Regions from separate parts of the Homo sapiens genome. Here region 1 is linked to region 2. The links are chromatin loops, found by intact Hi-C in ENCODE. Cell type or tissue: breast epithelium. All regions are shown on one strand. Region 1 holds the start of LOC105371392 (a long non-coding RNA gene). Region 2 has its middle 6.7 kb from the start of FOXL1.

Region 1 (2,500 bases), 180 kb after region 2:
TCCCTACACACCCTTCTCCAGAAGAGGTGTCCACGGCTCCCAGCAAGAAGAGGACATTTCAGTGTTCTTTCCGCTCCAACTCCCACGGAAGCTGGAGCTCCAAATGCAGCCAGCACAAACTATCTCAAATCACAAGGGTCCATTGGAATAAGCTTGTGGCCGTTAGCTCAGGAAAATGGAAACCAGTGAAGCCTTGCTTCTTCTGATCCCCACAGACCCCCTCCAGTTGAATGGGAGGTCACTGAGCTTGCATCATTTTCTCAGCATCCAAAGTTTTCCTCTGTTCACCCCAGCACCCCATTCAGTATTCTCAGTCAGTGTTTGTGGGGGTTGTAGCTAAAAGTTCCAGTGTGGAGCCGCAGTCACAGCCTGCAAGCACATCTCCATGACAGGCAATTTTGATTTCAGTTGAACAGAAGCAAGCTTCAAGTTCCAAAGAAAGCCAAGTTGCGTGAGCAAAATGCTTACAAGATTCCCGAGTTCACACATCGCCTTGAGATTGTCCCAGAAGCCTTCCTGAGAGGTAGTGGCCGCCTGGGCAGTCTGCTTGGTGATTGGGAATGATGATGAAAGCCTGGCCAGTGTGTTGGGCGGGCTTCAAGTGAACACATATTATTGGCTGATTACAGGATCGGACGGTTTAAAAATGTACCACGTCGTGTTCTTCATGTTCTTCACCGGCCGTGGGTGGAAAGATGTGGATGAAATGAGAAGCAGCTTGAATGCATCTCTAAAAGATGCCAGGTGGGCTTTGTGATGTTAATTCCCACCCCCGTTTCTGGGCAGGTAAATTTTAGCAGACATAAGGGGCAAAGCTTATTACCTTCCATATTCATAAGTTTTTCTATCTGGAATAAACCAGGAAGTAGTGGAAAATGTGCAAGAAATCTCTCCAGATGTGTTTCTAGAGCAAAGAGGTTGGAACCAAGAGATCTTGAACCACTGACTAACCTCGGATAACTTCTGAGGTTAACCCACCCATCCAGTGAAGATGCAGGTTGGTACCTGGTCTTTGGCTAGCTGTATCTGAGGGTGCATCTAGGAAGGGCTAGTTAAAAATGGACTCCCTCGGTTTGTGTTTTATTCTAGATCAGTTATGGCTTGCATGGGCTCCAGAGTGTGAGATCTGGAGCCAGGCTGCGTGGGTATGAGTTCTGTTTCCCGCTTCCTTGCTGTGTGTCCCTGGGGAAGTCAGCTAACCTCTCTGTGTTTTGTTTCATCATATGTAAAGCAGGGATGGTAAAGCTACTGTATCACGTGACATTGAAGATGGGGTCAGTGCATGTAAAGTGCTTTGTACAGTGCCAGGCACAGGGTATAAGTGCCCTTTAGGGACATGTTATTATCATTACTGCTACGATAATGCTTCAGACAGTACCCATTAGTCAGCAATGTCAGAGGGCTATATTGGGTGATTCCAGCTTCTTCTTTGGGAAATAGAAAGAGCTTGAAAGGAAGCTGGCAAAACCAGGAAGAGAAATGGGTGTCCCTATTTTTGAGAAAATGTCACTAGTCTTTCTGAGCCCATTTGCTCCATCTGTGAAACTGAAGGCATCTAATTAAATTAGGTCTTTAACATTTAAAAATTTTCTTTCTTTCTCTTTCTTTCCTTCTTTCTTTCTTTCCTTCTTTTTTGACATTTAAAACATTTCTTTCTTTTTATCTCTTTCTCTCATTTTTTTTCTCTTTCTCTATCTTTCTTTATTTTTAGAGACAAGGTCTCACTCTGTCACCCAGCACCCAGGCTGGAGTGCACAGTGGTGCAATTATAGCTCACTGCAGCCCCAGACTCCCGGGCTCAAGCAATCCTCCCACCTCAGCTTCCTAAGTAGCTAGGACTACAGCCGCATACCTTCATGCCCAGCTATTTTTTAAATTTTTTGTAGAGATGGGGTCTCAGTATGTTGCCCAGGCTGGTCCTGAACTCCTGACTTCGAACAATCCTCCCACCTCAGCTTCGAAAAGTACAGGGTCATTGAGTTTTTGAAAGGGCCAGGAATTAACCAAGGACTCTGTCTACCTGAAATGTGTTCTTCAAGCAAATCTCTGGGGCCTTTCCTAGACCTGGTAGTCCATCGCTGCCGTCCTCTTATGACTTTGGAGTTGAGCTCTGCCAGTCCTTTGGAGTGCTGGTGCTTGTCTTGTTCGGGGCCCTCAGAAGCAACCTTGATACAAGGATTCTGGCACAAATCATTAATTTAGGAGGTGATCCCAGGAAACACCAACAGGGGAGTGGACAAGTAAGGACATGACCCAGGGAAGGGGAGGACCCTCTGTGAGGGGGACGTCATTAGGTCAGTGTTAAGCAATAGGAAACCATACAGCACAGACCTTGGAATTATCCCACCCAAGGAGAGGGAGCTGGGGTATTTATACACCAGCTGTCACCTGACATTGGTTCAAAACTACCCTGAGGGTAGGGATGCCCTGGCACTCCAGGGGCTTTAGATAGCCCTCAGCCAGTGGGTTTCAGGTGCTGGGTCTGGATGTGGTTAGGGTG
Region 2 (2,500 bases):
ATGGAGGAGTGGGCTGGATGAACGAAACCGCCAGTGATTAGCAAGGGTGAGAACAGCTCCATCCTGCCTCTGCCCCCTCAGCCTGCAGCAGGTACCACCTTCAGAGCTGGAGTGGAAAGGAGCCACAGTGCTGGAGCAGACAGGAGGGAAGGGAAATATCCCACCTCTCCTCTTCCGCCTTCCAGCCTCATCTGATGCTTCCGATGGGCTGAAACCTGCAAGAAACCCAGCCTGCAAGGTAGCCCAGGTAATGCTGTCCATAGGGGTCAACCTGCAGAGGAGGTGAAGAGGGGCTGCGAGTGGACCAGGGAAGGGCTGGGCAAGCTGACTGTGACCAGCACACTGGGGGTCCTTCTGCGGGGACCAGGAAGTTGCCGCTGCCCTGACCACACCTTGATGTACAAAAGCCAAGGCTGGGATGTCCCAGACAATGCCTATGGCTGCATCTGGAATTCCAGAAGATTGGAATCTCCCATCTGGCAAGCTTCCAAGAGAAGCAGGCTGTAGATACTAATCTGGGTCCCTCTTAGGTGGGCAGGGCCTCGGCTTCAACTGAGTTCCAGAGAGGGCCTGCCCTGGCCATGCATCTCTGCCTGGATGTCTTGGAGTCTGAGAAGTTGCTGGACTGCCTTTGACTGTGCACAGTAGTAATGGTTTTTCTTTTTCTTTTCTTTTCTTTTTTCTTTTTTCTTTTTTTTTTTTTTTTTTGAGGCTGAGTCTTACTCTGTTGCCCAGGCTGGATTGCCATGCAGTGTTGTAGTCATAGCTCACTAGCCTCAAACTCCTGGGCTCAAGCCAGCCTCCTGCCTCAGCCTCCTGAGTAGCTGGGACCATACGTGCACACTATTACACTTGGCTTATTTCACAAATTTTTATGTTTGCAGAGAGGGGTCTGGCATGTTGCCCAGGCTGGTCTCGAACTCTTGACCTCAAGTGACTCTCCCACCTCAGCCTCCCAAAGCACTGGGATTACAGGGGTGAGCCACAGGGCTCAGCCTTCACTGGGTTGTGTGGCTGACGCTGTCCTGCCCTTTTAGAATGTGTGGACCACATGTTGGTGAGGGCATCCTCAAGCCCAATCCAGAAGAAGTTGGGACGATAAAAGGGTCTCCACCCCAGGGCAGTGTCCGTGTTAAGCCCACTTGGAAGGGTGAGGAACAACACCCTGGAGTTTGCGAGGTCACATGGACTTCGACAGCATGAACTTTAAGGAACAGCTCATGCCTTTGCAATGTGCAGCGGAAAGTATTATGAACCTCACGCCACCCAGAGCTCTTGGCTTCTCATCTCTCGGCTTCTCATCTCTCCCAGGTAGCTGGTCACCATCTCCTATCCACCTCTTCCAGGTCCACTCCAACACACCCAACAATGGGAACAATTGCTGTAATTGCATCTTATTGATTCCTTACCCCTCAGTAATTGATCTAGTCAGGGTGAGGTGGCCCCGGAAGAGGGTTCCTTAACCTGGATAAGAGTGTGGCCTCGGAGCCCATGAGACAGAGGCTAATAATGCAGCTGAGCCTTCACTTGCTGTTGACATTGGCAGTGACCTAACTCTTTTGTCCCTTAACTCCTGGCATGGGTACAAATAACATTAGTAACTACTTCATAGAGCTGTAATGGGCATAAATTAAATGATGGTTATACATTCATGACCACAGCCTGCCCTGGTTCTCATCTGTAAAGCAGGAAGCATAATCTCTCCTCCTGCATGAGACCTCATCAGAGTTAAATGAGTTGATGTTTGTAAAATGTCTGGCATACAGAAAACACTCAATACATGCTAAGTCTTATGGCTGTATACAGACATAACCTCTAGTCTCCACTCATGACTTCTCTGTGCAGCAACAAAAACACGAACAAACAGTGCTGCTCATGTTAGAGAATTCTGTCGAGAACAGAAGGCTCCTGGGGCTGATTTCTGCAGTCCTCCTGCCCGGGCAGGCTGGGATCCATTTCATCTTTTTGTTGCCGTGTTTCCTCTCTTGAGATGATCCAACCGTTTGAACACGAAACCAAAAGCAAAATAAGCTGCTACACACGGCAGGGGATCTTAGGAAAACCATAGGAGAGATGATTTTCACAGGCTGGAGGAGAGCAACATTCCTTTGGTGCTTCTTTGCTTTGCCCAGGTGGTACAAGGAGCCTAGAGGAGACTTCCCAGGGCTGACTGTCTAGCCATTGTGAACTCAAGGGCCTTGGGAATGAATACAACTCTTTATTTCTGCCCCCCAGCACTGAGACCATTCCTATAAGCCAAAACCGAGGCTCCACCCCTCTCCTGGGGAGAAAGGGCCTAGCCTGGAGGAGCAGTTTTCCCTAAACTCATGCATTTCATAGCCCGCCTTATAAAGTGTAAAGAGTATTTCTTTTCAATGCTGTAGCTAAATATAGCAGGGCTTGGTCAGCTAGAACATTTTTAGTAAGCACATTACAAATCAGGAATGTTTTGGAGAAATAAATAAACTTTCCCACATTTTTGGACTTTGAGTCGGTCCTG

Evidence for each region. A loop is a pair of places that touch in the nucleus more often than their neighbours do. Peaks named below come from ENCODE experiments on the same cell type or tissue, not always from the same donor. Only the 100,000 strongest peaks of a DNase experiment are listed, where the experiment ranks them.
Region 1: a loop joins it to region 2, with 14 times the contacts of the local background. A loop is called at or near these places in 49 of 110 quality-filtered maps.

What each region holds. Positions count from the first base shown.
Region 1 is chr16:86,763,481-86,765,980 of GRCh38, forward strand. It overlaps LOC105371392 (a long non-coding RNA gene), which reads right to left and starts at 545. Exons shown (of 3, transcript XR_933864.4): 1 at 12-545. In breast epithelium, no CTCF peak of the experiment used is centred here; no DNase peak of the experiment used is centred here; H3K27me3 peaks cover 1,288 bases.
Region 2 is chr16:86,583,991-86,586,490 of GRCh38, forward strand. No RefSeq gene overlaps it. Among named protein-coding and RNA genes, the nearest start is that of FOXL1, 6.7 kb to the left of the region's middle. In breast epithelium, no CTCF peak of the experiment used is centred here; no DNase peak of the experiment used is centred here; H3K27me3 peaks cover 438 bases.